2 separate regions of the Mus musculus genome follow, and region 1 is linked to region 2. A link is a loop called in an ENCODE intact Hi-C map of the cell type or tissue named here. Cell type or tissue: left cerebral cortex. All regions are shown on one strand. Links, peaks and the distances in the headings refer to the core of each region. The heading gives the core; the rest is flanking DNA.

Region 1 (15,771 bases), core at 2,677-10,676, 910 kb after region 2:
AGAACCTCACATTGTCCTCTGACCACCTTATCCACATGACAACATGCATGCATATACACATATGTATTTGGTTTTAGACCCCAAGAAAAGGGACCGAGGTGCATATTTTACATATCAAAGCAGACCTGGCCTCCAAGTTCTCCCAGCATTCCTCAGTCCCTACCTGGCATACCCTGCCCCCCAATCCTGCCCTTCCCCCAGAAGTTCTTCCCTATATAACCCAGACATTTTGCTCTCTCCCTCTTTCCCTATCTCCCTCCCTCCCCCCTCTTTCTTCTTTTCTCTCTTGCTCCTCTCCCATCTGTCCCTTCCCATGGTGACTTCCTGGCCTCCTTCCTTGGGAAGAGAGCAGCTTCCCACTAAACCTGCATTTGATCTAATCTAATCTGGTTTGAATTGGCTCATTTCACTGGCAGAGAAATAACCTATCAAAATGCACAGAGAGAGCCGGGCGTGGTGGCGCATGCCTTTAATCCCAGCACTTGGGAGGCAGAGGCAGGCAGATTTCTGAGTTCCAGGCCAGCCTGGTCACACAAAGTGAGTTCCAGGACAGCCAGGACAGCCAGGGCGATACAGAGAAACCCTGTCTCAAAAAACCAAAAAAAAAAAAAAAAAAAAAAAAAAAAAACCCACCATGCACAGAGAGTGCCAGCTTTAGAGGTCCTAAGAAGGTCTCTACTATAGGGTTGGTCGGGATCCTGCATCCGCTCTGCCACAGGGAACTCTGCTGTAGTCGGGATGCTGGAAGTTTTGCCGGGTGGGTGTTGGGCTACAGAGAAACCAAGGGACACTGTTCTGGGGGTGGGAGATGACACAGTCTGAGGTGCAGGACCACTACTGGAGCTGGCACGGGGCTGGGGGGTGGGGTGAAGGTTGGGCTGGGCCTGCAAAGAGGCTGGGGCTGTCTAGTTCTCAGGCTCTTGGGCACCCAGAAACCACTGGGTGTGGAGGGGGAAAAGAGGGGAGCTCTAGCTGGTCCAGAGGGGAGCATCTTTGACTTGGTGGTTGGGGCAGCAGGTTTGGGCTTGGCTTGGTGTTGGCCGTGGATGGGAACCAGGAGAGGCCTTCTACAGGAGATTAGACAGGGGCTCTATAGGCAAAGGTCTTCATGGCAGAGTTCGATGAACAGAGGCAGTCCGTGGTTTTAAGGCATTTATTGTCATAGCGGAAAGTGGGTGAGTAAAACCATACCCCACTTCTTTTCTTTTTTTTTTTTTTAAGAGTTATTTATTATATGTAAGTACACTGTAACTGTCTTCAGACACTCCAGAAGAGGGTGTCAGATCTCATTATGGATGGTTGTGAGCCACCATGTGGTTGTTGGGAATTGAACTCAAGACCTTTAGAAGAGCCGTCAGTGCTCTTAACCGCTGAGCCATCTCTCCAGCCCCCCGTACCCCACTTCTTAGGGTGGTCCTGAGATTAAATACACTTTGCAGGGAGGAGCGTCTGGGAAAGAGAGATTATTGGCTAAATCTCTAGGCCTTTAGGTATCTCATTAAAATGGAGATCTGTCTTGAGGCTAGGTGACCACAGGTTGTGTCCTCTACCTGTGGAGGGCCTTGGGCATTGCCCTTACATGACTGAAAGCCACAAATCTATGGAGGACTGAGGCCAGTGACAGGAGCCTGGTGCCCGGGGATCAGGTGAAATGCCTACTGTCCCTTTAGGGTCACAGGGGTTTCTAGCCTTAGCTCAACTGGAAACAAGGCTGCCTTTCACAGTTCTACACTCTACTACCTTGCCAGGGGTCAAGAGAAGGCTTCGAGTGGCATACTAGCCCCAGAGTTGTCCAGAGGCCTCCACATGCAATGTCTAGACTCTTTCCTACCTCTGTTACCTGCAGAATACAGAACTGCAGGATAAAACTGCATACACATACATACAGCACAGGAAAAACACTCAAATATATATATATATAGATAGATAGATAGATATAGATATGTGTGTGTGTGTGTGTGTGTGTGTGTATATATATATATATACCATTAACTAAATAATAAAATAAGAAAGGACACGGTGGTACACATCTGTAATCCCAGCACACTCAGGGAACTGAGGCAGAAGGATCACACGTTTAAGACTAACCTGGGCTACAGAGTGAGTCCAGGGCTAACCTAAGCAACCTAGGAGATTCTCTAAATGTTTAAACACTAAACAGAGAGCTAGATACATGGGTTAGTGGTGGTACATATGCCAAACAAGCATGAGACTCTGGGTACAACCAGGACACAAGAGAAATGGGTCTAGAGCCAGGAAGTTACGTCATCAGGGTAAAGGAGCCCAGGACCTTCCTCTTGCTCTACTTCCAGGCTGTTGTAAGGTGAATAATGGTCACTACCACATGGCTCTGCCATGTTCTATTTTGCCACAGGGTTAAGAAATGGCCAAGCAACCAAGAAGGGCAACTTCCAAAACCCTAAATCAAAATAAATCTTTCCTTCTTTTACTTTATTTGTGGAAGTGTGTGTGCATGTGAGTCTAGGTGCCTGTGGGAGCCAGAAGAGGGCATCAGATCCCCAGGAGCCACTTATCAGCTGGTCCTAAGCTACCCACCACAGGGGCTAGGAACTGAACTTGGATCCTCTGAAAGAGCAGTAAGTGCTCTTAACAGCTAAGCCATCTCTCCAGACCTGTTTTTTCCCACTTCAAAGTTGTCCAACTCATGTATTCTGCCACAGCAAAGAAAGACTGACTAACAACACATCATGGGCAAAGCTATTGTGGGCGGGCTTATGCAAGCCCAGCTGTCAATCACCTGACAAATTAAACTACAGAAAAACAGAAAAATTGTGCATAGCAAACCAACAGATAAAAACAGTAACCCTTGGCTGTGGGTGAAACCCAGTGGTAGAGCTCTGGCCCAGCATATGAGAGGCCCTGGGTTCAATCCCTGGTACCACAGAGGAAGAAAAAGAAGGGAGGATGAGGAGAAAGAATAACTCCAAAGTCAAAAGATTATAATCCTTGTAATGTCAGCCCTCCAGAGGCTGAGGCAGGAGAATTGCAAGTTCAAGGCTACCGACCAAGCATGGAAGGGGTGGAGGAAGAGAGAGAGGGACAGGGAGATGGTGAGACTGCTGCAGACTCAGTGGTACGGCAGCTCTACAAGCTGGCAGGAAGTGGGAAATATCTGCTTACCCTGAAGGCAGTGAGGTAGATCCCTGTGGTGACAAAATGAGAGGCTCTTAGGTTTGACTGCTTGGTCCCTGATTGGTGGACCTGTTTTTGGGGAGGGCTAGGGGGTGTGGTCTTAGTGAAGGTGAGTCACTGGGCATGGGCTTTGAGGTTTCAAAGGTTTCAATTTGCTTTCTCTGTGTCAGGCTTGTGGGTCAAGATGTAAGCTCTCGGCTATCGCTCCAGCACCATGCCTGCCTGTCTGCTGCCATGCTCCCTGCCATGGTGGAATGAACTCACCCTTTGAAACCGTAAGCTTAATAAACTCTTTCTTCTATAAGTTGCCTTGGTCATGGTGTCTCTTCACAGCAGTAGAAAATAACCAAACAGTCCTCATCTCTGAAGGGCACCTGCCAAGTGTCAGCACCTCGCATCTCTCCCAAGCAGACTACTGTCTTCTAGGCATTAGACCAGGAGACATACACAGAGTGGCTTCAGGGACACCCAAAGGTGTTTCTCACAACACTAAAAGCATTCCAAAATAGGCCTACAGCTACATCTTGGTGATGGTATTATTGGTTGTGTAATTCTCTCTAAATGTTCATAATATTACTTCATAGTGACAAAAACTCAGGCCAGGTGTGATGGCACTTGCCTTTAATCCCAACACTCTGAAGACAGAGGCGAGTGGATCTGTGTAAGTTTGAGGTCAGGCTCATTTATATAACAAGTCTCTAGGGGTTTCTCCTGTCAGATCCCTGGCACTCTCTAATCATTTCCTCTGCCTTATCAGACAGGGTGAGTGCCTAGGGCCGGGGGTGAGCCTGGCTTGTTCCCTGACATGATCAATACAGAATCTCCAGACATGTCTAAAAAGTAAAAGAAAACTAGGGAGATTTCCGACATCACATACAGTGTGCCACAGAGCCAAGAAATTCCACTGTATAATCCTGACCGCGTTGGCGGAAGCTAGTCCTATCCCACCTGTTCCTAAGACCACTGGTGTGAATGTGGAGCAAGGTCACCCTGCATGACTCCTGTTGCTTAGTTCTCCTCAGCCTCAGGGTTCCTATCTTTAAGCACACTCTAAGATCTGGCTAAAGTGGGGAGAGGGGGCATTGTGCATAGACATATAGAAGCGTTCTACAATGTAAAGGGACTTGGGTAGCCCAGAAGGCCCCGCGGTGTCCAGAGCAGGCAAACTAAGCACAATCTTGAGCTGGGTGCAAACTGCAGGCAAGGAAGCACACCTTTGCTGTGTTTGAGGATAGGAAGGGCAACTGTGAGCAGATGCCAGGCACGCGGGGGCCACTGGATCTGGACCAAAAAGAAGGTATGTGCGAGGGTCCGGCCGCCCTCCTTCTCTTCACGGCCACGCCTCTCGCCGTGGCCAACTTGCCGACGCGCGCGACCTCCTGAACCCCTGGGCTGCGCACGCTCTCGGCGCCCGGAGCTGCGCCAGGCCCCGGGTGGGAGGACAAGGAGGGTCCCCGCGCAGGCTCCGAGTCCCGCGGGCGCCGCGGCCGTTTCCAAGCTGCCCCATGCGCTCCTCCCGCGCGCCGTGCGTGTCCGAGCGCGGGCGCTCGCAGTGCAGGTGGGCGCGCTCTCGCGGGCGGGGGTCCGGCCGGGCCGCGCGCCTCCCCCGGAACTCGGCCGTGCCATTCCCATGATGCCCAGCCACCGGGCACGGCTTCCGGAGCGCGGTCGCCGCCGCCGCGGGTAGGTGGCGGGAGAGACGGCCCGGGGTGGGGGGTGGGGGTCGCCCCGCCCCTCGCCGCGCCGGCCCCGCCCTCCTTTCCCGCGCTCCCACGGCGCGCCGGGCCCCTGAGTCCCCGCGGGACTCCGCGGTGGCTGCGGGCGCCCGACCGAGGGAGGGCGGGGCGGGAGTGTCCGTGCTTCCCCGCTCTCCGGGCCCGGCGCCTCCCGGGACGCGGGGCGCAGGGCGGGCAGCTGGGCTGGCTTCGTGGTGCAGGCCGCGGCGTGCAGGGTCCGGATCGGGTTGGTGGCTGAGGCTGGTGTTATCACGGGAGAGGGTCCCGGCCCCCGGGAGGCGCCTCTCGCGGATGCCTGGCGCTTGTTGCGCCCTGCGTTCCTCGAGAGCCAGCGGGCGCCGGGCGGGCCCAGGTGTGGCTCAGGTGAGGGGCGGGCTCCCGGTCACTGAGGCCGGCCTGGCCTTCAAGGCTGCCTTCTCGACCTGCCACGAACAGCTTCGAGACTCCCGGATTCCCTAAGCCTGGGATCCCAGAAAATTACTCGGGGGGGATGGATGGATGGGGGCACAGACCAGCCGGAGGCCCTGCCACTGACTGGAGAAGGGTTGGCATTAACCTGCTGAAGACCAGACTGCGGCTCCCTCTCAGACAGTGAGAAGAGCAGTCAGTACTCAGGCAGCAGGGGGATCTGTCTCCCCTTGCTTCCAGCACTGTGCACAGGGATTGGCAGTCACAACAATTTTTCTGGGGGCCGAATCTTGTCAGCACCTCTGGCTCCTAAGGACCAAATCTTACCCACACCCACTTTAAGTTGGAGTACAGGGCCCTCTACATCATAAGTTAAGTGCAGAGTCCATGCTGGGGGGGGGGGGGCAGAGAGGGGTGATGATTGTACCCACAACCACCCTGGAAACCTGATTCCCAGAGCCTCCAGTTTAAAGCCCCAATTCTGGCTTCAGCTCACATTTCTAACTGTGAAGTTCATGGTTCTCCAGAGTGACAGCTCCCAAGATTGACCAGGTAGCTGGACCAACAACCATTAAGACTGTCAGAGGAGCTCAGTTCTGGGTCCATCGTTATAAGCTGTGAGCAGGTGAGTGGAAATAAACTGATTTATTCCCTCGGCTCTGCACCTGCTGTCATGTTAAGATATTAATGTTACTCACCCCATCCCACCCTGCCCTGCCCCAACGGGGAAAGCACTTTTTGTTGTGTTTACTTTGGTGGGTTGAGACAGCATCAAGTAGCCCAGATACTGTCTTTGAACTAGATAAGGAACCAGTACTAGCCTTGAACTCCTGATCCTCTGGCCTTCACCTGAGATTAAGGCATGCATACCCCACCACACCCTACTCGATTCAGACCCTTCACAGTTAAGCCCTGCAAATGTTACGTGATTTCTATAGTATTGCAGTTTGAACACCACCTACAGCAAAGAAGCGGTAGGTCCTCCAGCCAGTGAAAGCAGTTACTCTTCCCTTTAGTTCCCACTGCCTTGTGCCTGTGGGGAGTCTCAGGAAAGCAAAGTGATTGTTGAGGATGGCCAGGATGTGAGCTCGGGTAGCTGGTAGAGGAAAGCACCCTCCATCCTGCGGCTCTCACTAGAGGGGAGGCAAATCAGCCACAGTTAGTGTAGTTGGTGTCAGGGCAAGTTTTTCCTCAACTTGTCAAGCCTTTCTTTACATTAAGGACATATCATAACAGAAAAAATATTTATAAGCCATGATCAGTTTCTAAATTAGATGTTACTGATGATAATCCTGGTAGTAAATGCTGGTTTATTTATTTGTTTATTTATTTAGACAGTTTGGTCTCACTAGAGACCCCTGGCTAAGCCAGGAACTCACTATGCATAGACCAGGCTATCCTGGTGCTTGGACTAAAAGTGTACACCACCATGTCCAGCCCTCACACGGCCGACTTTAAAAGCTGGTAGAAGATGCTTTGAAGTGCAAGCCGAGCAGTGAAGACCTCACCTGGAAGCCTTGCAGAGCATCAGCCTACACCTGAGACTTACAAGTAATTACAATAGATTTTTTTTTATACTAGTTTAACTCTTTTTTTTTTTTTAAGATTTATTTATTTATTATATGTAAGTTCACTGTAGCTGTCTTCAGACACTCCAGAAGAGGGCATCAGATCTTGTTACAGATGGTTGTGAGCCACCATGTGGTTGCTGGGATTTGAACTCCGGACCTTCGGAAGAGCAGTCGGGTGCTCTTACCCACTGAGCCATCTCACCAGCCCCACTAGTTTAACTCTTAAAGCACACATTGGTAATCACCATGAGTTGCCGCTGCATCTTCAGTGACCTCTCCATTTGTTGCCTGTCGCTCTGAGCAGATTTTGGTCTAGATGCCCAGCCCCACCTCTTAGGGAAGGGATTTCAGTATGTCTACAGCACATCCCAGCCTGTCAGAAAGGCAGGTCCTGATTAAGTACATAGAAGTAAAGCAAACCGAAGGTCAGGCTCTGCTCTATGGCCTTGGGTTAGAGGTGGAACAGCCTTCCATGCCTTCCCTTGGAGGAACTCAGGTCTCTGTCCTTCAGCCTTGCAGGTGCTCCTCAATCTCTGGGAGGCAGAAGGGCATCAGAGAAGCCTGGAGGAATTGAGAGCTGTACAGAGCAGCTGGCATTTTTCCGTGTGACCCAGTGCCTCTTAGATTAGGCTCCTCTTAGGATGACTCTGTGAACTTTCTTAGTGTTCCTGACACCAGCCTAGCTGATATGTAGAGACCTGGCTCTAACCACATAGGCACGTGACACTTCACAGTGTCCTCGGCCTCCAAGCTGGCAAGCCCATGATCTGTCTACACACCACACAGTCCTTTCTCCAGGCCTACCCACATGATAGGACCACCAAAATTTTCATGCTAATTGGGCAAAATTGGTGTCAGCCTTTGAGTAGCAGCTGTCAAATACACATTTGACATTTTTCACATGAAACAGCATAAGGAAGGCAATTCTGAAAAAAAGGCTCGAGGAAGTGTGTTCTGAGTCTGTCATATGGTGCAGCTTTGATCATATTTATTGGTCATTTCCAGAGAGGATCCACCCATAAAGTCCTACTTACCTGTGTGTTGTCATTCTTCTTAAAGCACAGACAAGCATTTCTAGACTGCTGTGGCTTCTGATAACACTGGGAGGTAAATGACGTCTCCTTTGTCCTCCTCTTACGGAAAAGTGCGAACCCAGAAGGGAAAGGAAAGAGCTGCTGGAGTTTGCACTTTGTTTTTTTAACTGAGTCTTCCACCTACAGGGCGGAAGTGACTCCTAGAACTGCTCACAAAACTGACACCTAAGAGGCTGGCATAAGCCACTCCAGTCAACGAGACATTAGGTTGTAGTGGCGTGATTATTTGCTGATGTCACTGCTCAGCTCTACCCTTCCTTATGCTCTCTCTGTTCCCAGGATGTGAAACAGGCTGACCCATAAGCCCTGCCTCTCAGCACCCAGCCTGCCTGCTAGGATGTTCCTCATGAACGCCCCTCCAGTGGTGGCGCTCCAGTCCAGATGGGAGGCCTTTGGGCAGCCCAGGAGCTTCTGCCTCCCAGACTGCTTCTCTGAGGCTAAAGAGGACGGCTCCAGGGCTTCCGTGAGCGCCAGGGTCCAGATGCTCATCAGCACGCTTCAGAGGGACGAGGCTGCCCTGGGCATGGGCCATGAGCGTCTCACCCAAAGAGGCCAACGTGCAGAGAGGTCCCGGGACACGAGGCTGGCCCCCAAGCCTGCTGTATGCAAAGAGCAGCCAGAGTTCCCTGCCCGTGGTCTCGTGGCAAACTGCAGCGCCCTGGAGAAAGATGAAGCTGGGAGACGCAGTCCCTTGGAGCTGGATTCTGACAGTGATGACTCCGTGGACCGAGACATTGAGGAAGCTATCCAAGAGTACCTGAAGGCAAGGGGTGGGGCTTCTGAACCTATGTCCCAAGGGGCCCCCTCTATCCCCGAGCCTGCCCACAGCAGCACCTTGCCCATCCCGTGTCCCTCACAGCTCACTCCCGGCTCAGGTAGTGTTCCTGTGGGAGCCAGTGAAGATCAGGGCTCCACCTCCCCAGCGAGCATGAGCAGCGAGGACTCCTTTGAACAGAGCATCCGAGCTGAAATAGAACAGTTTCTTAATGAGAAAAGACAGCATGAAAACCCGAAGTGTGATGGGTTTGTGGATAAAAAATCCGACCCAAACAACAGCCCTGCCAGACTTAGAGGGAACCGAGAAACCTCAGCCAGGGCAGCTCTGATGGGAACGTGTAAGGAGTTCATCTTCCGAAAACCTCCCAGGTTAACAAAGATGAGCACACAGCAGAGAAACTTCCAGCCTAAGCCCACCACAGAGCCTGAGACCCCAGTGAGCACGAAGCTGACCGCCCACAGACCGGAGGCTGCACAGAGCAGGGGTGGGGTGAGGAGGAGCATGCCTGCCAGGCGCAGCAAGCGCATCAGGAGCTCGGCCCCAGTGCACCAGGCATCAGACTCCAGCAGTGACGACGGCATTGAGGAGGCCATCCAGCTATACCAGCTAGAGAAAACCAGGAAGGAGGCCAGTGGGGACCCACCTCTGAGAGGCCAGCTGAAAGAGGAAAGCCCTGGTAGTGCCCAGCCAAACGCCTTGCCTGAAGCCCACAGGAGACCCCCTAGCAAGAAAAAGCTGGCTGTTCCCAAGGTTATAGACACCACCCAGGGGGTCCTCCACCCTGATCCCCTCTCCAGGCTCCTGACGGATTCGAGAGCCTCTTTACCTCCAGGACACGCAGCTGCCAAGAGTGAAGCTGTGTGCCAGGCCTCACGCCTAGCAGACACATCTACCGAACTGATGTGTGCAGAAGCGATCCTGGACATCTCCAAGACCATTCTGCCAGCCCCCATGGAAGGCAGCGACAGGCCTCCATCCAGGAACCCACTCTTCTGTCCCCAACCCATGCCTCCCCGTTCTGAAGGTGACAGCAGCAACATTGACAGTGATGATAGCATCGAGCAAGAGATCCGAACGTTTTTGGCTCTCAAGGCACAAGTAGGGAGTCCTCAGCCTGCCCAGGGTCCACTGTCTTCGCCTGGCCCCAGTGGCCAGCCTGGCATCCCCAAGGTCCCTTTTGCTAAAACACTAGATCTCCCTCTGGTCTGCAAACGGAAACGGAGAGGTGGAGGAGGCAGCACTACAATGCCCAAGAAAATAAGGGAGGGTAGAGAAAGTACCCAGGACGCTGACCACATCCAGGGGAAAGCTCAGCCTGGCCATGACGGGTGGGACCCTCTCGGGCACAACAAAATCACAGAGACCCCAGGAGGAGAGGCTGAAGCCAAGGAACAGCCTGTCATTTCCAGGACAGTTGGGCTCAGTGATACACACCTACCACAAGGGGCCCTCGGGAAGGCCACTGAGAAGGAAAGCTCTGAGGATAAGAGCAGTTCTCTGGACAGTGACGAGGACCTGGACATGGCCATCAAGGACTTGCTAAGATCCAAGCGCAAGTTTAAGAAGAGGTGCCGAGACCCACGGGCTTCCTGTAAGAAGGTCAGATTTGGCAGCACAGAGACTCGGTGTGGGGAGAAGCCGAGCAACCTTCCAGGGGACTGGAAAGACCACAGACAGCAGGCACTACGGAGCTGTCTGCCCAAGTGCAGAGGGGACAATAAAGATGGCCCAGGACGAAGCCCAGGAAGCAGTGTGGCAGAGAAGGCAAAGATGGGTGGCACAGGGGGCGAGGACGCAACCCCTGCCTTTCTCCTCAGGAGGAAAAGTCCAGAAGGGGCTCTTCCCTCTACAGACACAGGAGCCAGTGGCCACCCTCCTTCAGCCTCCAGCCCCACATCTGAGGACAGTGCAGTGGACAGTGATGACAGCATCGAGCTGGAGATCAGGAGGTTTTTGGCAGAGAAGGCCAAGGAGTCTATACGCAACACAGAACCTCAAGGGGGACCTGCCAAGCCAGAGATGCCCTGTAGGAAAGACCCAACCCTGGGGTTGCAGCCTGGAGTGTGCACACGGAGCCAAAAAGCCAGGGGAACCCCTCAGCTGGCCGAAGGAAGGAGAGGCCCAGAGAGAGCTCGGACACAGGCAACCGGCCTCTTGAGCCAGTCTGGGAAGGGCACCCTCCGTGCTGAGCAGACCGCCCGCCTCACCACTGCCCTGGGCCGAAGTGAGCCAGCACTACCCAAGAACACCTGCAGGAACAGCTCTGCCAAAGCATCTCCGCCAAGCAGGAAAAGTGCTCACGTTCACAAAGACCATAGCCCACAGGGAAGCCAGACTGCAACGGCAGAAAGTGTGTTCGGTCAGCTGCCCAGTTGTGCCAAAGTGGGTGCCGAGGCTGGAAGCGCCGGGGGTACCTTTCACCTGAACTATGGCAGTCAGAACTTGCTAACCCCCAACCCTGGGTCCCAGGCTGACCTCGTCCTTCCTTGGAGTGACTTTGCACACCAGAGCAGGCTATCCAGCCCATGGGTGCTGAACTCGGGTCAAGGCACAGTGTGGACAGGGGTCTTTAGGGGTGAGAAGGAAAAAGGGGCTACATCACAGGCTGGGGCCCCACCCAGCCTCTCCTCAGGCCCCAGGAAGGGCCTGCCTTTCCTCTCCACCCAGCTCTTCCACTTTGGGAAGAATGTTTCTTGGGGGGGCAAGCAGACCAGCCTCTTCAGCCCCAATCTAGGCTTACCTCTGCAGGCTCCCGCATTCTCAGCCTTCAGGGAGACCCAGCCTGGCCACAACCCTGTATTTGGAAGCCCACACTTGCTAATGAAAGACAGTGGGAACTGGCCAAGCCGGAAGGCTCAGGGGACCCTGAGACAACAGGACAGGAGGAATTCTGCCTCTGAGGACAAAGTTCTAGACCTGAGATATCGGCACAGGGTTGACAGGGAACCGCAGGACCAGGAGACCTTGGGCAGTGATGCCAGCGAATTCAGTGACACTTCCATGGAGGATGGGGGCAGTGCCACAGTGAGCAGTAAAGGCCTCAAGTTGTGACAGGCATGCCATGCCATGGCTGTGGGAAGCAGTGTCCGTGTCTTGCCTGATGTGTGTGCATGCATGCCTGTCTGTATGTGTGTGACTTTGTGTTTATGTGCGTGCGTGAGCCTCTGTGTGTGTGTGTGTGTGTGAGAGAGAGAGAGAGAGAGAGAGAGAGAGAGAGAGAGAGAGAGTGTGCCTGTGTGTTAGGCAGCATAGGGTGGAAGTAGGGGATCATGACAGATAAAGAGCAAAAATTGGGTCCCTTCCATGCAGCTCCCATCCACCCCTAATATAAATATAAATATGTACACTAACTTCAAATGACATTTTTATTTAATGAATGTGTCCTGGTACATAATGGGTTTTGTAGGTTTTTTGTAAATTATTTTAAAAGTGCTGTAAAAAATACTTTTTGAAAATGTTCAGTCTTGCAGGGCGTTCCTAGCTGCAGTTCTGGGTCTCAGTGCATGTGTGGTAGGTGAGTAGACCCTTGGTTCTGCCTGTCCCTGTGAGGGTCAGAGACAGAGGCTGGAACCGCTTTGCTTGTGAAGATATTCAGGCCTGGAGATCGCAGCAACCATTTACCTTGGAAGTGCTAATGTGGTTGAGGTATGTCAGGATACCACTGGGGCAAGGGTGTCCCTGGATTCTGTAGTCATGACCTGTAATTAGAAAACATTTCAAAGCACAACAGCTAGCAAATAGCTAACCATCCATCCCATCTAGTGTGGGAATCACTACTGGCTCTGTAGCTCAGCTGACCCCAGATCATCCAGTATCCAGTAGCTGGGGGATTCTAACATCCTTATAAATCCCTTCATATAAGGGCTACAGATTTGCTTTTAATCATGGCTCTAAAAGGTGATCCCACATATCCGTTTTGACTGTCCTGTTTGTGATGTGTGTATGGGTGAGTAGTGAGGCCATGAGATGGCTTGGTCTCCAAACACCTTAGCCACCTGTGATGGTGAGCCCCAGCCCTGGAAGCAGTGAGGGCAAACCCTCCCACAGCTGCTGTGGGTGACCAGTGATGACACCAGCAGGCTGCATGGCTTTCTGCAATGCTGCCTCTACCCAGGAGAAAGAAGGCTCTGGCCAGTGCTGAGGCCAGACCGCAGGCACTGGGGTCCTGGGAGTTTGGCAGTGATACTGCCTTGGTGCTGAGGTGCCTGTGGCAACTGGGAACTGAAGATGTGCTGGAGCCCAGATGTGAAGATTACATCTGTGTTGTGATTCCACCTGTCTTCCCTGAGTTCTGCAGCTCAGTATTCTGGATTGCTGTGTGGCTACTTTGTGGCTGAATTCTATTGGTATTCTGACATGGGAGAGAGTTTTCTACTTTATGCACCTGGGTCTGAATTGTAAAAAGTGCCCAAATGCTGGCACACACTCCAACCATCCTCCCCATCTGCCACGTTGGAACTTTGATGTGGTGGCAGGCTCTGTGGTCCCGTTGTGGTCCTAAATGATCTGGTTCTATGTATAGTAAATTCATCGTGATATTTGTTCGTGTGTTTCTAGGAGAAACAGCTTTGTGTCGTCATCCATGTTCCCACTTTAAATTTTCTGAGTGCTTTTAGCCCCTGAAAACAAAGAGCATCTTGTTTTGTATATAAGACCCATCCAGTTTGGGTTTTTGTTTTTCTAATGAATAAACCAAGTACTATCCACAGCTTCCTTTGTTCTTTGTTTGGGGGTCTTTAAACATAGCCTGGCTTGGGTGGGGCAATGACAGCACCAAAGGAAAGGAGCTTTGCCCTGAAACCGAGCATCCCTCAGCCCTGTTCCTGTTCCCTTCCAGGTGTGGTGGTTTGAATACGCTCAGCCCAGGGAGTAGCACTGTTAGGAGGTGTGGCCTTGTTGAAGGAGGTGGGTCATCATGGGGGTGGGCTTTGAGACCCTCCTAGCTGTCTGAAGGCAGTCTTCTACTGGCCTTCAGATGAAGGTGTAGAACTCTCAGCTCCTCCTGCACCATACCTGCCTGGATGCTGCCATGCTTCCCACCATGGTGATAATGGACCAAACCTCTGAACCTGTAAGCCAGTCCCAATTAAATGTTGTCCTTATAAGAGTTGCTTTTGGGACTGGAATGATGACTCAGCAGTTAAGAGCACTGACTGCTCTTCCAGAGGTTCTGAGTTCAATTCCCAGTAACCACATGGTAGCTCACAACCATCTGTAATGGGATCTGGTGCCCTCTTCTGGTGTGTCTGAAGACAGCTACAGTGTATATACATAAAATAAAATAAAATAAAATAAAATCTTAAAAAAAAAAGTTGCCTTGGTCGTGGTGTGTCTTCACAGCAATGGGAATCCTAGCTAAGACACAGGACGGGGTGGCACTAGTCCAGTCTCCTGAAGCCAGGCTCTGTAATGCTTCCTTCCAAGTCTGCTGTGCTGTGTGCAACAGAAAAGCTGCTCCTGACTCTGGGAAGGACATCACCCTTGGGCTGAGGGCTATGCCAGCATCAGCTATGGCCAGCAAGTCCCACATGCATACTCATATCTTGTCCTGTCCCTGTGTTAAAATACTCTTGACAAAAGCAACTTCAGGGTTGATTCTGTCTGGCTTAGTTCAAAGATACAGTCCATCACAGTGGGAGAGGCCGGGTGGCCATGTCACCTCTACAGTCAGAGCATGGATAAATGCTTGCGTGGTAGCACTAGTGGCTTTGTGAGAGGCCTGATCTAACTGATGCTCAGCAGATATCAGGGGCTTGATATGGAATCCCTAGGCTCCAGAACCCTGAGCCCCCAAACCTCTATTCTCTATAAATTATAAGCCTAAAATAATTTGTTATTTGTTTGTTTGCTTGCTTTCTAGGCATTGTCTACCTTTGTACTTTCATCAGCTCTCCCAAAAAAAGCATTTTATTGGACATGGCCAATTAAAGCAATTCAGTGCCCAACCATAGTGCCAGAATGAAACCCACACAGCCCACAGGCAAGCTTGGTCCCTGTGCCAACCCATGTTTTGTTTGCCAGCTGACAATCCTGGCCCAGGCCCCATATTACCCTGGGCTTTGGAAGTGGGCACTGTCCAGCACTCAGTTGCTGAGACGAAACCACCTCATTATACAGCAGGCCAGCTCAATCACTCTGGGCTAGCCTTAGTCTCAGGATTTCCTCCACCATGGCACCATCCACCTCCTATGCAGGATGGCTGCTATGAAGGTACCCCTTCTTTACAGCACTGGTTGCTATGGCCTTCTTTCCACAGAAGACAGATAGGGCTGAGGATGTAGCTCAGCTGAGCTTGAGCCCAGCACCACATAAACCAAGTGTGGTAGTGGATGCCTGTCATCCCAGCATTCAGGAGGTTGAGAAAGGGGTCAGAAGTTCAAGGCCATCCTCAATGATGTGGAAAGAGGAGAGGTAAAATAGATAAGGGCTGGTGGCATTTAAAGAATATTTTTACTGATCATTGACCTATTGTCTTAGGGTTTTACTGCTGTGAACAGACACCATGACCAAGAGAAGTCTTATAAAGGACAACATTTAATTGGGGCTGGCTTACAGGTTCAGAGGTTCAGTCCATTATCATCAAGGCAAGAACATGGCAGCATCCAGGCAGGCATGGCACAGGAGGAGCTGAGAGTTCTGCATCTTTATCTGCAGGCTGCTAGCAGAACCCTGGCTTCCAGGCAGCTAGGATGAGGTCTTAGAGCCCACGCTGAAACACTTACTCCAATAGGGCCACATCTTTTAGTAGTACCACTCCCTGGCCTGAGCACATATAAACCATCGCATTCCACTCCCTGGCCCTGATAGGTATGTCCAAACATATGAGTCTATGGGGGCCATACATAAACATAGCATAATGCAAAATACATTTAGTCCAACTTCCAAAGCCCCCCATAGTCTATAGCAGTCTCAACAATGTTAAAAGTCCAACATTCAAAGTCTCTTCTGAGATTCATCCAATCACTTAATTGTAATCCCCAAAGCAAGGTAGGAAAACATCTGGGCAAACTCCAAACTCTCCATCTCTATGG
Region 2 (15,771 bases), core at 5,291-13,290:
ACAGATGTCAGGTAGTAATGTCCTGTCTTACCATCCCCTTCCCCAATCTTCTCTTCCAGGCAACTGTCTGGTGCTGAGTATGTTACTCAGCGGCTATTCCAGCATACCCCTAGTGCTTGTGTATCAACGCTTGTGAACATCTGCTACCCTGTGTCATCCTTCATTTACAGGGCAGCATCTTAGATACAAAAGCCAGCTAGCTAGAAAGCTGCATAGCATGTCTAGTCACCCCTCAGTAATATCTGGGAGAGGGTTGTAAGACTTTCCATTGATCCCAGAATCCTCCGATGCTCAGGTCCTTCCTGTGAGATGGTGCAGTGTTTGCAGGTGACTTGTGTACTTTGTACTGCAGTTTAAGTCTTGAGGTGGTTCAAAACACTGGGTATAGCCCGGCATGGTGTTGCACGCCTTTAATCCCAGCACTTGGGAGGCAGAAGCAGGCGGATTTCTGAGTTCAAGGCCAGCCTCGTCTACAAAGTGAGTTCCAGGACAGCCAGGGCTATACAGAGAAACCCTGTCTTGAAAAACCAAAAAAAAAAAAAAAAAAAAAAAAAACCACTGGGTCTACAGATGTACCGTGCCAGGAGGCAGTGGTTACTGTGGGATGATGTGCAGGCACATATCCAGTTTAGATGCAGCCATTACATGCAGCTCCAAGAGGGAATGCTAGAGTTGGTTACATTTGCTTCAGTTAAACAGTTGTCCTAGGGAACAGTGAAATTCTGTTTCTTTGGTTTTGTGGTGCCCTGCCCTCCCCACCCCTTTTCTTCCCCTCCAGACAGACAGGATTTCCCCTGTGTAGCCCTGGCTGGGCTGGAGCTCATTTTGTAGGCCAGGCTTGTCTTGGACTCAGAGATCTACCAGCTTCTAGAGTGCTGGGATTAAAGATTGTAATTTGATGCCCAACAAAATCTGTGATCTGTGCATTTTCTTTTTTTTTTTTAAATTGGTCTGTGTGTTTCCCAGTATACACATGTCCATGTGCTTGTGTATGTTTTTCCCTGTGCTCAGCACATGTGTAGAGGTCAGAGAAAGCTTTTAGGAGTTAGACTCTTGTACTGTGAGGTCTGTGCATCGAGTGCATGAGCCATCTCAGCAGTGCCTGAAACTTGTAGGTTTTTTTTTTTTTAGGTTTTTCAAGACAGGGTTTCTCCGTATAGCACTACTGGCTGTCCTGGAACTCACTCTGTAGACCAGGCTGGCCTCGAACTCAGAAATCTTTCTGCCTCTGCCTCCCAAGTGCTGGGATTAAAGGCGTGCGCCACCACTGCCCAGCAGGTGCTTTGTTTTATATCTATTGTTGGCTAAACTCTAGTCTGAGAAAGGCAACCAGGTGCATGGCCAGGATTTAGATTTGGGTAGGCAATGGGCAGTAAGGCCTGGATTGAGGTAGGCAGGCCTGTTTGGCCCAAGGTCTATTTCTCTTCTCATCTTCAGGTTTAGACATTAACGTTTAGACATTCTTTTGCAGGGGATGGGATGCTGTTGAGACAGATTTTGTTTATATTTCTGTCTGTCTTGATACTCTGTAGTCCATGCCAGCCTCAAAATGAGATCTGCCTCACCTTTGCACCCTGGAATGCTGGGTGGGATTAAGGGTGTGGCACAGGTCTTGATTTCTGCAGGCATCTGTTTCAGAGGTGGCCTGGAAAGGCGCACAGGTGTTGCTCCATGTCAGCCGAACTAATAGCATTATGTGGCCCAGTTACTCTCTCGTGTCCCTTTCAGTGTTTGTGACCAGTCACGAGAAACGGAGCCCCCTGCGAACCCCCTGTGGTAATGTGTGTGTCAGGGTACACCAGCCTCTTGTATGCACACTTTAGGGCCTGGTATGCTTCCTTGGCTGGCCGAGCAGGCCCACCTCAGGATCCGTTCTCCTTACCCAGGCGAGGGGCAGGGCCCTCCCCGCTCTCCGCATTGGCCCACTGTGCAGAAGGATATGACTTTGTTGTGCTCTGGAAAGCAGCTTTTATGTGGGCAATTTGTTGGAGGCCTGGCTGCTCAGCAGTGCAACACCCCAGCCTTGACCCCGCTTGCCAAATGCTGAGGCTAAAGTCAGCAACCTGGTCTTCAGGAGGCAGAGGCAAGGCCATCAAGAAAGGAGAACTTGCTTGGCTGAAGAATGGGCGGTTGTCTCTAAGACCCCCTAGGTCAGGCAGCTTTCTTCAGGGGATCAGTTCTTCAGCAGTGCTGGAGAGCTTTGGGCCTCCTTCCTTATGTGGTGGAGGCTTGTTGGCAGGGCACTGGGTGAAGACTTAAGAATGTGAACGGCCAGGGAAGGTGATGGCATGTCAAAGCTCTCTGGTGTCCTTCTAGAGTGATGGTGGCAGGGTCCCCACACAGTCAACATGGGTAACTGGGAGCTGACTTGCATCTCGACTCTGCCAAAGATCAGCCTGTTTTTCTTCTGTGTAGATGATGACAATCCTCCAGTGTCCTTCGTGAAGTTCTCTCCAAATGGCAAATACATCCTGGCTGCAACTTTGGACAAGTGAGTGCTTCAGTTCCCTGAGGAGTGAGCTCACAGTCTTCTTCGTTGGTGGGGTTCCTCTCCTGTCTGTTGTGTTGTTTCTTCTCCCAGTTGTCCAGTTGAACTCTTTTATATCTGCATTAAGAGTTCGTTCTTGGGTTGTGGGTTGAGGGGTTGAAGAAAGGACTGTCCACTCTAGCTAGTTTTAGTATGAGAAGGATTTGACACCTAGTTGTTCCTGCCAGTTCCCAGGCTCTGAGCATCTTCACGCAGCATAATCTCACTGCCATACATGATGACCTCCTCTTAGGTGCTCACTTAATCTGGCACACACTGTACAAAGTCTCTAAGGAACCTGGCCAAGTTAGCTCTTGAGAGCTGCCTGAATGGCATTATCCTGGTTAGTTTTTTTTTTTTTTTTTTTTCCATTTTTTATTAGGTATTTCGCTCATTTACATTTGCAATGCTATACCAAAAGTCCCCCATAGACACCCACCCCCTCTCCCCTACCCACTCACTCCCCTTTTATGGCCCTGGCGTTCCCCTGTACTGGGGCATATAAAGTTTGCGTGTCCAATGGGCCTCTCTTTCGAGTGATGGCCGACTAGGCCATCTTTTGATGCATATGCAGCTAGAGTCAAGAGCTCCGGGGTACTGGTTAGTTCATAATGTTGTTCCACCTATAGGGTTGCAGATCCCTTTAGCTTCTTTGGTACTTTCTCTAGCTCCTTCATTGGGGGCCATGTGATCCATCCAATAGCCAACTGTGAGCATCCACTTCTATGTTTGCTAGGCCCAGGCATACTCTGACAAGAGACAGCTATATCAGGGTCCTTTCAGCATAATCTTGCTAGTGTATGCAATGGTGTCAGCATTTGGAAGCTGATTATGGGATGGATCCCCGGATATGCTAGTGTCTACATGGTCCATCCTTTTATCTCAGCTCCAAACTTTGTCTCTGTAACTCCTCTGGTTAGTCTTCCACTCTTCTCCAAGGTCGGCATGAGTCTCTTCCTGTGGCACCTGTACTGGGTGTTTCTGGAGCCAACATGGCTTTCCACATTCTGCTTCTGGCTAACTGCTAGTTTTGGGAAGACAACCAGCAATCTGTTTCTTCAGCCTGTTTCTGAGCTGAGCACTAAGGTCCTTGTGTTTGCTTTTGTGTGTCACGGAGTGGCTGGGCTTGGTGAACTAGAGGATCTTCTTTCCTGACTCACGGTTGTTAGGATACGGTGGCATCAGGGGAGGCAAGGCGTGCCAAAGATGGCCTGCCCCTCACTCCCACTCTCTGTCTTTCAGCACACTGAAGCTCTGGGACTACAGCAAGGGGAAGGTGAGCTTCAGGCATGTGGCCGGTCTGGCCTGCATGCCAGTCCCAGGTAACAGGTTGAGGGGGGTATAGCTAACCCATGAGTTGCAGCAGGAGGGACTTGGGCATCTTCTTCTGATGAGCAAGTATGGTACAACTCCCTTTAAAGATATGTTTTAGGAATGACTAGTCTGCACGTTAAAGTCTGGGCCTTGTGTATGTCTAGAATATTTAGAGAGCATGTTCACACAGTCAGGTGTATGTACCCAGAATTTGGAATGCTCTGGAATGAAAGCTAACCACGGGTGCTAACAATGCACACCTACCTTTTCAGTGCCTGAAGACATACACTGGCCACAAGAATGAGAAGTACTGCATATTTGCCAACTTCTCCGTGACAGGCGGGAAGGTGAGTTTCCACTGAGATGTTGTTATCCTGCTAGCTCTCTAAGAGGCCACCCATCACAGGTGGCTTTTTGTCTTTATGAAGCATCCCTAAGCCTATGGAACAAACCCACACTTGTCGTTTTGAATGAATCTGTGGTGTGTTGCACTTGGATATGGTTGAAGATCTAAGAGCAGGTGGTGACTGGATAGATCCAGTGACTGAGGGTGCCGTGGGAGGCATTTAGCATGTCCCTAAATTGGGGAAATAGGTATTAATTAGAGTAACCGCAGCCAGCTTGCCTGTGCTACCTATTCAGCATATCACCTGATGTCTTTCTTGCCTGTCCTCACTGCCTGCTTGTTCTTTCGATGCTGCAGTGGATTGTGTCTGGTTCTGAAGATAACCTGGTGTATATCTGGAATCTGCAGACCAAGGAGATTGTGCAGAAGTTGCAGGGTCACACAGGTGGGTAGTTATTGCAGATAGGCCACACGGGTGGGTGGAGCCACCCAGGGGAGCCTCTCAGTTCCCCAAGGTGCTTGGTTGTCTCTGGGGTTTAGGGACACACAGCAGGTGTTGCTACTCTGTTTTCCCTGCCATCCCAGCCCTGCAGGCCTGAGAAGGCCTATGATCAGCCTTGGAGGCAGCATCAAGGGCTCTTATCTAGGGTCTTGGACATGGCTGGCTTTTGGGTCTTAAGTCAGACTCAAGCCTCATAGGAATATAGCTTGTTTACTTCACTTTAGAGACTAGGACTCCATGAATATGGAGAGTGTCTAGCCCACATTTCCTGTAGGCTCAGCCTCTTTCAGGGATGCTGGTTTTCTGTTTCCCCTGCAAAACTTAGTCCAGCTATGGAGTTACCTCATTCTAGTTCTTCCCTGTCTACTTTCTGAAGCGGGCCAGGGATGGCAGGGATATCATGTGCTCCTTTGCAACCCTAAGGAGTGGAGAGCTCGTTTTCTGAAAAAGCAGTTGTCTTCAGCTGGGAGTGGCTTGGTCACACTTGCTGTGGAACCTGAGCACCAGGGAGCAAGCAGGGTTAGTGGACTGCATGCCATCTCAGTAATGCCAGTATCCCTGCCCAGATGTATGGTTACCTTGTGCTCAGGTAGAACAACCTCAGGAATAGTAGGGGGCAAGTGGGCATAGTCAGTCCTGAGACCAGTGTAGACAGGTGTGCAGACCCTGCTGGGTACCCACCAAGTGCCTTGTGCCCAGCAGAGCAAGGCTAAGATGCCTGTTACTATTCTGGCATTCTGAGCACTCCCCTGAACCCTGCGGTGCTCCCTGTGCTCCTGAGGGCAGTGAGGCATGTGCTGGGACTGCTTGTCCTAGAGTGGCTCCCTGACTACTCTCCTTTCAGATGTTGTGATTTCCACGGCTTGTCACCCGACAGAGAACATCATTGCCTCAGCAGCGTTAGAGAACGACAAAACAATCAAACTGTGGAAGAGTGACTGCTAAGTCCTGGCTCCATGGGAGACTTAAGGAAGCCACCCGGATTGGCAAGAAACACATGTGGGGCAGAGGCATGGGGCCAGGCTGGGTTGACAGGCCTGGTGCACCTCCTATCTGAAGATGTCGGCTCAGGGGAGTGCACACTACCGAGTCTTGATAGCCACTGTGATATTTCTTGCCAATTCTGTCTCTGCCTGGGGAAGTTCCTGGTCTGTTCTGTGCTCAGAGGCAACAAATTTTTAATTTTTTTATTACAAGAGTGAGTTCAGCTCCTCATGGGTTGTTTTTCTCTGTGGTTGTTGTTTTGGTATTGTATTGCCCAGTGCACACTGGAACAGGACCTACAGCCCTACTCCCATTCCCTGCCTCCTGCCCTGGCCTGCTTGTTCAATTTTCCTGCCTGTAATAGTACCCAGCGTGCTTCCATGAGTTTCTGGAAACACAGAAAGGTTGTAAGTTGTATCCGTGTCAAGTCCCTTTGTTCTTTTGGAGTTCATAGGTCAACACTGACCTCTCAGTGGTTGAAATGTCTCCTTGTCTCACTGGTATCACTCAGTAAGCTACACACACTGTAATAAAAGGTGGGTATGGACTGGGTGTGGCCCTGAGTTCTGACCAGGCTCTTTGACACCTGGCTTTATAAAGCCCTCCTCCCTTCCTGGCAGGAGTTGGAAAGGTCTCTGGGAGGATGGATCCTTGTTGTGCCTCTTCTTCCCAGTGGCTGCTGTGGGTGCTGAGTGTTGGAGAGGAAGAACCTCAGATGAGAAAGAGTGGAAGGAAGTCTTGGAAAGGCACCATGTAGTGAGGTTCTGGACCTCTTTATTCTGTGAGAGGCTCAGGGTCACCTGTGCAGGAGGGAGGAGTTCAATATGGTGCTTGCCCCAGCAGGTACAGCTTCCTGCCTTGGCCTCTAAACCCACCAAACCTCTCTTATGTCCTTGGCCCCCGCCCCAGGTCACCGCCTCAGGTGACCAGGACTGGAAAGAGGTAGTGGCCAAGCTCAGGACTACACAGCATTTTCACAACTGCTGCTGGCTGAACCCAGGGTGACCTACTGTGGAGCAGACTGCAGAGGTTCTGGGAGTACAGATGGGTGGCGGAGGCTGCTGGGCACAGACATGGGTGGAAAGGAGATTCTGGGTTTGCTCTGGTTGCAGCAGCAACCATCTGTGAGGCCAACACTGATGTGTATTGAAGCCACATCACCCAGGGCAGTAGCTGCTCTACTCTGCCTTTGCCAAGGCTTGTCCCCAGCTGTGGTCCTGACAGCCCTTTCTCCCTCCATCGTGCATAATAAGAATCCAAAGGTATTGGAAAAGAAACCCCATACATTGTCACTTCCTTGAGGGAGATGGTGTGTAAATGGGCTATCACATCGAAGAAGCCATTGTTAAAGAGGGTGGCTTGTCACACTGACATGGGCTCTGGGGCCCCTGGCGTCTGTTGGATAGATGAACCTGGGTTCTGGTCAATGTTGTGGGCATGTTGCTGGGGTTTCTGGAGGGTAGTAAGGTCCTTCCAGCTGTGGCCTGGTGTGCGGCCTCCTCCTGAGGGAGGGAGCTTGCTTGCCATGTCGAGCACAGTATCCCCGAGTATAGTTTATTTTTTCTACAGTTGAACTCTGTTGTAGATTTATGTAAAAATACATTCTCTTTTTAAAAATAAAGATTTTCATGCCTTGTAATTTTGTTCCATATAAGTTTGTTTTTTCCAGGAATTCATTCTGTGTGCATTCATTGGGTGTGTGGAGATCAGAGGATTACCTGTCATTCCCTCCCACTTGGTTGGCACTCAATAAGGATTTCTTTAGCAGAACAGGCAGTGGAGGAGCACACCTTTAGTTCCAGCACTCAGGAGGGTCTAAGTTCAAGCAAAGCCTGTCTGCGGAGCTAGTGCTAGGATTACACAAACCAAGGCTCAAATAACAACCAAAGGGAGAAAAAAAATTTTTTTTAAAGATTTATTTATTCATTATATGTAAGTACACTGTAGCTGTCTTCAGACACTCCAGAAGAGGGCGTCAGATCTCATTACGGGTGGTTGTGAGCCACCATGTGGTTGCTGGGATTTGAACTCAGGACCTCTTGAAGAGCAGTCAGTGCTCTCAAGTGCTAAGCCATCTGCTCAGCACAACCCCTCCCCAAAAAATTTGCTTTTCTTTTAGGTAATGTGCATATGTGTGATGGTTCATGTGTGTAGAGTGATGCCAGATAACTTTCTTGATAGCTCCCCACCTCAGTAGTTCTCTTACTTGAACCCAAAGCTTTCCAATTTGGCTAGTCTAGCCGGGCAGCATAACTGGGAGCCTTGTGGATGCTGGGAAGGCGGGCAGGCTGCTGTGCCTGCCCTGCATTTACACCAGTGCTAGGGATGCATGCTGATTCTCAGGTCTATGTGGCAAGTGTATTATCCACTCAGCTGTCTTCCCTGCTCCCAAGTCTGCATAATTTACTTTTGATGGGTTTAATGTAAATCTCTGAAGTACGGTGTCATGGATCCTGTGTCAGTAGCTTTAGTATAAGTGGCTTTGGAACTGGGCACAAGCAGCTGTTCATGCAACATTGGCCTAATGGAATGGCTTTATATGGATTTCTGCTGGGTGCCCTGTGTTCTTGGTGTACACAGGCTGTGACCTTTTCTGGGCAGACATGAACTAAAGTCTAGTTACTAAGACTAGAGAACTTAAGGTCTAACCCAGGTAACAAATCCAACTTGATCAGTGAGTGTCCTAAACCAGCCAGCCCAGCCTGAGTGACAGCCCTGGAGCTCCCCAAGCCAGTGGGAGGCACAGTGGGAGTCTCTGCTTAGCATTTTTAAAGATGTGCCCCATGTTGGTGGCACACATTTAATCCCAGGTATGGGACCCATGGATCTCTTGTCAGTTCAGGGCCAGCCTGGTCTACAGAGCTAGTTCCAGAATGGCCCAGAAATATTTGCTTTATGTATACGAGTGCTTTGTGTTTATATCCCATGTGTGTGTCTGGTGGCTATGGAGGCCAGAAGAGTGGGTCTGATCCTTGTGATGGTTGTGAGTGGACCTGAGTTCTGGAAGAGCAGCTAGTGCTCTTGAACCTTGAGCCAGCCTCTCCCTAGCAATTGGGGAGGAGCCTTATAAGTCCTGTAGCTTTCAGTTTATTGGGACTAAGTTTCTTTTTGGAGTTCATGAGCCTCCCTCCACCTTCCAAGAGAAGTGTGTTGCTCCATGGCCCAATGCCTTAAAGGTTTCCACCTTCCTTTTTGGCTAAGGACTTGGTTCTAGCCGTGTGGGCCTGAGTATGACTGCCTGTCAGTGGGTTCCTGAGGAGGGGTGCAGCCCTGACACCTTTGCGAGTGGGTCTGTTTATCCCCAGGGTGTATCAGCTTTGAAACTCCTTGGTGTTTTTTTGGGATTGTTTTAAAATGACCTCAATTTTGCATATTTTAGAGTAAGGCACACAGAGATGACATTTCACAACTAACATCTTGAGAAATGCTTTGAAGTATATTCCTTAAACACAAGCAAGGGACAGGTATGGCTCTAATCTCACTGAGGCAGGATTTATTTATTTAATGTAGATGGTTGTGAGCTATCATGTGGTTGTTGGGAATTTGAATTCAGAGGATTTCTGCTCATTCTGGTTGGCCCCCACTCCAGTCCTGTGCACTGTAGATGTCTTCTGACGCACCAGAAGAAGGCTTCTGAGCCACCATGTGGTTGCTGGGAATTGAACTCAGGACCTCTGGAAGAGCAGTCAGTGCTCTTAACTGTAGAGCCATCTCTCCACCCCAGGACTTTTTTTTTTAAGATGTATTTGGTATATAAGTATTGAGAGTTCAAGACCAGCTGAGACCCAGTCTGATAAACAACATTCTCTTCTCTGTTTCTCTTTGTCTCTCTTTCTTTAAATTTAAATGCATATGAGTGTGTGTGTGTATTATATTTGTTTTGTTTTTCAAGACAGGATTTCTCTGTGTAGCTCTAGCTGTCCTGGAACTCACTCTGTAGACCAGGCTGTCCTCGAACTCAGAAATCCTCTGCCTCCCAAGTGCTGGGATTAAAGGCGTGCATTACCACTGCTAGCCCAAGGCAACTCTTCTTATACATATACATATACATATATATATACTGTAGCTGTCTTCAGACACACCAGAAGAGGGCATCTCATTACAGATGGTTATAAGCCACCACGTGGTTGCTGGGAATTGAACTCAGGACCTTTGGAAGAGCAGTCAGTGCTCTTAACTGCTGAGCCATCTCTCCAGTCAACTCTTATAAAGGGAAACTCTTATAAGGCAACTCTTATAAAGGGAAACATTTCACTGAGGCTGGCTTACAGTTCAGAGATTCAATCCATTATCATCATGGTGAGAAACCACTGCCCAGCGAGTGTATATATTTGTTTACATGTGTTTCTGTGCACATGCACACAAATGTGCATACACCTCAACTGTGATCACAGTATACACATACCTGTATCCACTGCTTGGATTTCTGATACTAAAGACAGATTTGGTGCCACAGTCAATAAAGAAAGCTGTACCACCTGCTCTAGGAGAGCCCTTATGAACTCCCCACCGTCTGGAGTAGTGCTCAGGGTCATTTGTTGTTTGAGTATTAAGTGCCTTATGTCTGTCAGGAACACCCCAATATCCGAAGTTGATGAGCAAATAGCTCTTAGTAGGTGGCAAGTTGAGCTACTGCACATGGCAGTCCTCCAAGCTTCAGAATGAAATTGCCTGTTTGAAGTAGACTTACATCTGTCCCAAATATGCTGGGTAAGAGAGTTGGGGATGGTGATTAGAATAAAAATCTCGAGCAAGAAATCTGTATAAGATTGCATCCTTCGGGGGGAGGGTATGGGGGACTTTTGGGATAGCATTGGAAATGTCATTGAGGAAAATACGTAATAAATAAAAACAAAAAAACCAAACAAAAAAAAGATTACATCCTTCAGCTTCCAAATTTACACACAAAAAAAACAGTGGTTAGATGCCACGAAGTAGGTGGCAATGCCTTAACCGTATGTGTGTTGTTAGGCCCAAGGGCCTCTTCCATCCTTGTCAAGGGGAGTGCTAACCTTCTCTCCTTTCATACAACACAGAAGTACATTCCTCCCGCGGCGTATTTAAAGCTCCCAATATCGGACCTTTTTAGATAATGGTGAATTTTGTTTAGTAGTCACAAAAGCTTGTTACTGAAAAGTATCATATTTTATTTGGTGGTTTGATAATTTCAGCGCGGTTATTTAGAAGTAAAAACGGTTTATTTATTTCAAACCCGACACGCTTTAATTAATTCATAAAACTAGCCAATCACAGGCCTAAGGGAACACCGGAAGTTGTGAACGTTCTTGGGCAAAGCAGATTCCCCGGAAACAAAACAGGGTAGGCGCACGTCCAACCGGGACACGCTTGCGGACGGCGGGAAGTGGAAGTGGGCGGGCACGAATCAGAGGACGAGCGCCTGTTAATCCTTCCTAGATTTCCGGGCGACGGGTTGTAAACGCTGAAAGTGCGGGGGAGGCTGTGTACGGAGTCTGCGCATACTCCTCGGCTCCCGCCACCGTGTCTCCGCATGCGCAGCGAAGGCTGGCTACACGTCAGCTGTCGCTCAGGATTCGAGGAAGGGAAGGACTGTTCTACACGACGGCGGTTGTCCCTGCTTTTGTATCCACGTCCGGGGATCTTCGGTTAAGTCCATTTTATTGAAGAAGCCATCGATCTAGAACAACCTGGTAGTATCAGTCCCCTTCGTAAAACCACGGTGTGTTAAGAATGCACACGTATCTAAAGAGGGACAGGCATACTCACACCTGTACAAGTGTCATGCACATTTTTTCAAACGCATGGCCTAGTGCACACGAGCACATATATGCATACAAACAGTGAAGGAGCTGTATGTATCGGCTGTGTTTACTTTGTAATTTTCGGGCTGCTTGTGTTTTACAGCAGTCCGTAGTTAGCTGGGCATGTGTTTCATACCTGTACCTGGGAAGTGCAGGCAGTCAGGAAAATTGAGTACTAAGCCAGCCCAGTCTAGGTGAAGGAGACGTGTCCTGGAAACAAACAGGACTTAATTTGTTAAGGCAGGTTCATGGCCAGGTACTGAAGGAGTCAAAGGGTTATTCAGCTAGATACCGTGGACGGAGTGGGCGTGCATATCACATCTGGAACGCTGGCATTATTATTATTTAGGGCTATGTAGAACTGTACATAGCCCTGGTTGTTCAGGAGGGTGCTGTGTAGACCATAGCAACTTGAACTCAGATATCTGACCGTCTCTGCCTTCCCAGTGCTGAATTAAAGGCCTGCAGTACCACATGCCATAGGCTAGCATTATTGAGTCAGGTTTTTCTACTGGGAAGTTTTAGGACAAGCTTGTTGGCCGTAGTTGGGAATCTGCTCACAGATGGAAAGACAGAGCAGATTACTCTGCACATTGTCTGCATGAGAGAGCAAGGGCCAGGGTCTGGGTCAGCTTTCTGGGGGTGGGAGCTGGACCTGAGGCTGGGAGCAACATTTTGGGTGATCTTGGTGTTGCCCGGAGCTGGGAGAATGAACTGGCAGCTTTGGTTTGGCACCAGCACAGCTACATCCTCTTCATGGGCTTGAAAGTTCATTGCAAATAGTGGGAGGAGGGGGCAGCCGGTCCCATAGGAACACCAGAGCAGGCCTCTTCAGCTTTAAAAATAAAACAAAGCCATGTTGTCCCCTGACAGCTTTTCAGAGTCACTTCTATCATGCGAGTCCCTGGGCTCAAACTCAGGCCATCACATCAGTCACTGCATGTCTTTACCCACTGAATCCTCTCTGTGGTCCTCTGTGGTTCCTACTGTCATGGCCCGGCTTTGCATTTGGTACAGGTGGAGGTCCACCGCCACATTTAGAGACAAAGCGTGTCTCAGGGTAAGGAAAGGCAGCTAGAGGGGTGTCTTAGGGTCGGGACCATGCTGGGAGAGCCTACTAGGCCACAGTTCTTTCTTGGACAACCTGCAGAACCTGTGGGTAACAGGGAAGCTCTTTGTTGTTCGTTAGTAGAACATGCTTTGCTGGTGCCTCTGGGCCTTGAGCTGTGATAAACACACCTTCTGTTCCCTTGTCTATCATACCAGCACCTGCTCACAGGAAGGCCCATGGTGCTATGTCTGGTCAGCATAGGGCTTCTCTCACTGAGGTCCTTGTCATGAACCATGCCAGGCCAAATCTTCACTGATACCTCAGGGTTTAAGGATCAATGAGAACTTGCCGAGGCCAGCAGGCTGGGCTGGGCTACAGGTAGAACGGCTTGGTTCCGTGTGCCTAGACTCTGGAGCACGAAGAGAAAGGAGCAGAACCACCACTTCTGGACTGGTGGTTGTCCTTAAATGCTCCCAAGGACGTCACGAACTGCACACAGAGAAAGTTCTAGAAGCCAAAATTGTTCGGGTCACTTCACTAACCAGTTGCTAGATAGAACACACACAGCTAAACTGGAATGTCAGATAAAACGATGAATTTTTTTTTAAAGTATTATGTCCCAAATATTTCATAAGACATATTTCACTAAAACTAACCTGTTTACTGAGAGTCACATTTAATGGAATGTCCATTAAATATTTTTTTAAATACTACTTTTAAAAATGATATGCTTATGAGAATTTTGCCTGTGTATGTTTGTGTATGATGTCCATGCAGAGGCCAGAAGAGGGTGTCTGATTCCTTGGAACTGGAGTTAGAGTGCTTGTGGCTGCCATTAAACTGTTATTGAACCAGTCTTTTACTGAACAACAAGTCTTCTTAATTGCTAAGCCATATATATATTTTTAAAAAAATCTTTATATACTATATAGATATGAAGGATGCTAGCTGGGTATATACAGCAAGCATGGGTGTGTTCATTTGTCTGAATTTGCATGTAGGTGTGACGTGACTTGCCCTCGAAGATGGACGGTACCCTGGAACTACCAACTGAAATAAATCCTTCCTTCCTCCGTTGCTTTTGGTCGAGGCGTTTTATCACAGTAACAGACATGAAATTGGGACACCACCTAAGTCCAGCTTGTGCAGGGGCATGAAGGAAAGAGAACGCAGTCACGTCTGTGCCAAAGAGCCCCTCCTGGGATCCCAAACATGGAGCTCTTGGGAAGAACATGATAGAAGAACATAGAAGAGAGAGTAAGGAAAGTGGGTCTGCCTGTGGTGTGTTGTGAAGGACGTGAGTTGAGCAGGAACTTTGGTGTTGGTGTTAGCTTTTGTGGCATGGCTGAGCCCTGAAGACCGTGGTCAGGTAGAAGAGGCTCTTGTGGACCTCAGTGACTGCAGTCAGCATTCAAGTTGGGTTGTAAAGTGCTAAAGCAATTGAGCAGATGAGAAAAAGAAAGACAGAAAAGGGCGGGCACTAGGGTAACTCAAAAGCAAACTGGGAGATGTTCAGTGGGCAAAGTGCTTTGCAGGTGTGAGAAACGAGTTTGAATCCCTAGCACCCACAGAAAAGCTAGGTCTGAGGCCTGGGTCTAAACCAGTGCCGGAGACAGTGGGGGTGGGCTGGTATGGACACAGGCTGGTCCCTATAGTTCACTGGCTTGCTGAAGTAGTGACCTCCAGGTCCACTGAGCGAGCCTGTCTCAAGAAATAAAAGTGTAGAGTGATTGAGGGAGGTCTCCAATGTCAGCCACTGGGTGCTACACATACATGTACAGGCAAACATACACATACCACACATGACTTTTTTTTTTTAATCAAATATAGTAAGGGTTCTGTTAAATTGAAGTTCTCAAGGGAAAAAAATGACAAGAAGCTGAAGTCTGTGCTTGTGAGCCTCTGGGAAGCTTAAAAATCTAAGCAATTCCTCCCCAGACGTGCAATCTCCATTGTATCCTCTTCTGTTGGAAGAATGTCTCAGGTGAGAACCACCTGTTTAGTCAGTGCCCTCTTGAAGTGCAGTGAGAGATTGAGTGACCATGGCAACTCTTATAATAGAAAACACATGGCCGGGTGGTGGTGGTACACGCCTTTAATCCCAGCACTTGGGAGGCAGAGGTAGGCGAATTTCTGAGTTCGAGGTCAGCCTGGTCTACAGGGTGAGTTCCAGCACAGCCAGGGCTACACAGAGAAACCCTGTCTTGAAAAACAAAAACAACAACAACAAAAGAAAACAAATGGGGCTAGAGTGATGGCTCAGTGGTTAAGAGTGCCAACTTCCTCTAGAGGTCCTGAGTTCAAATTCCAGCAACCACATGGTGGCTCACAACCATCTGTAATGGAATCTGATGCCCTCTTCTGGTGTGTCTGAAGACAGCTATAGTGTACTCATATACATAAAATAAATAAATCTTAAAAAAAAAAAACATGTAAATGGGCCTGGCTTACAGTTTGAGAGGGTTAGACTATTATCATCAGGGCAGGAAGCATGGCGGCACCCAGGAAGACATGGTCCTGGAGAAGTAGGTGAGAGTTCTACATCCAGATCCACTGGAAGCAGGGAGAAAAAGATATTGGCCTGTGAAGAGGTAACTTAAGAGTTCTTTGGAAAGTTAGCTGGGGCAAACACATGAAAGAACGTTTCTCTGAAGCAGACACAGGAGAAAGGATGTTCTGCTAAAGCAAGCACATGAAAGGACAAGTAATGAAGGATTCTTTGCTAACAACACACATGTACTGCTTCCGTAGAGTGGTGCTGAGGCAAGACACATGCTGAAGCAGGGCACATGGTATTTGGAGGGTATAAATAGGACTCCATGGAGTGATGGAGACAGAGTTTGGCTGGCTGGTGTGTTGACCATGCCCTGGACAGCTCTCTCTGTCATACCCTACTTCCCCTTGGGGGTTAAGAGTGAGTTGGTGGCAGAGTCAACGACACAGATTCTGGGAGCAGGTGGAGAAACACTGCAGCAAGCTCACTGAACGCTGCTACAGCTCCTGTACTATCCTCCACCCACACCCCGATTGGTCCCAAGAAAGCATCTTTTCTAAACAGCAGATGCTGACTGGCTCGAGTAATTTGCTCCTGAAATCCTTAGTCTCAAGTCTTTGCTGATCTTCACTTCCCTGAGAGAGGCACAGCTGAGAACTTCTACTGTTCCTGTTGGTCCCTCCTGCTGAGGCCTGGCTGTCTCTGCTAGGCCCTGTCACCACTGTTGCTAACCTAACTACTGAACTGGACTGCTGGTGTATCTGTGAAGTGTT

Evidence for each region. Hi-C counts contacts between places; a loop is a spot of excess contacts. Peaks named below come from ENCODE experiments on the same cell type or tissue, not always from the same donor. Only the 100,000 strongest peaks of a DNase experiment are listed, where the experiment ranks them.
Region 1: it touches region 2 in a loop (4-fold over the local background); 2 of 42 quality-filtered maps call a loop at or near these places.

Annotation. Positions count from the first base shown.
Region 1 is chr2:28,442,061-28,457,831 of GRCm38, forward strand. It overlaps Ppp1r26 (protein phosphatase 1, regulatory subunit 26), which reads left to right and starts at 4,786. Exons shown (of 4, transcript NM_001005420.2): 1 at 4,786-4,836; 2 at 5,825-5,922; 3 at 6,632-6,848; 4 at 8,242-13,448. The coding sequence starts at 8,300. The coding sequence ends at 11,791. In left cerebral cortex, for the core only: a CTCF peak has its summit at 6,159; DNase peaks (open chromatin) are centred at 4,482, 4,696 and 5,502; H3K4me3 peaks cover 1,661 bases; H3K27ac peaks cover 1,812 bases.
Region 2 is chr2:27,529,224-27,544,994 of GRCm38, forward strand. It overlaps Wdr5 (WD repeat domain 5), which reads left to right. Exons shown (of 14, transcript NM_080848.2): 10 at 2,416-2,491; 11 at 3,770-3,803; 12 at 4,114-4,188; 13 at 4,545-4,632; 14 at 5,534-7,312. The coding sequence ends at 5,634. It overlaps Gm25541 (a small nuclear RNA gene), which reads right to left and starts at 10,707; the gene lies at 10,582-10,707. Gm13421 (predicted gene 13421) reads left to right here and starts at 11,203. Exons shown (of 2, transcript NR_166127.1): 1 at 11,203-11,342; 2 at 13,506-15,771. In left cerebral cortex, for the core only: no CTCF peak of the experiment used is centred there; DNase peaks (open chromatin) are centred at 9,813, 10,372, 10,693 and 11,060; H3K4me3 peaks cover 1,833 bases; H3K27ac peaks cover 2,029 bases.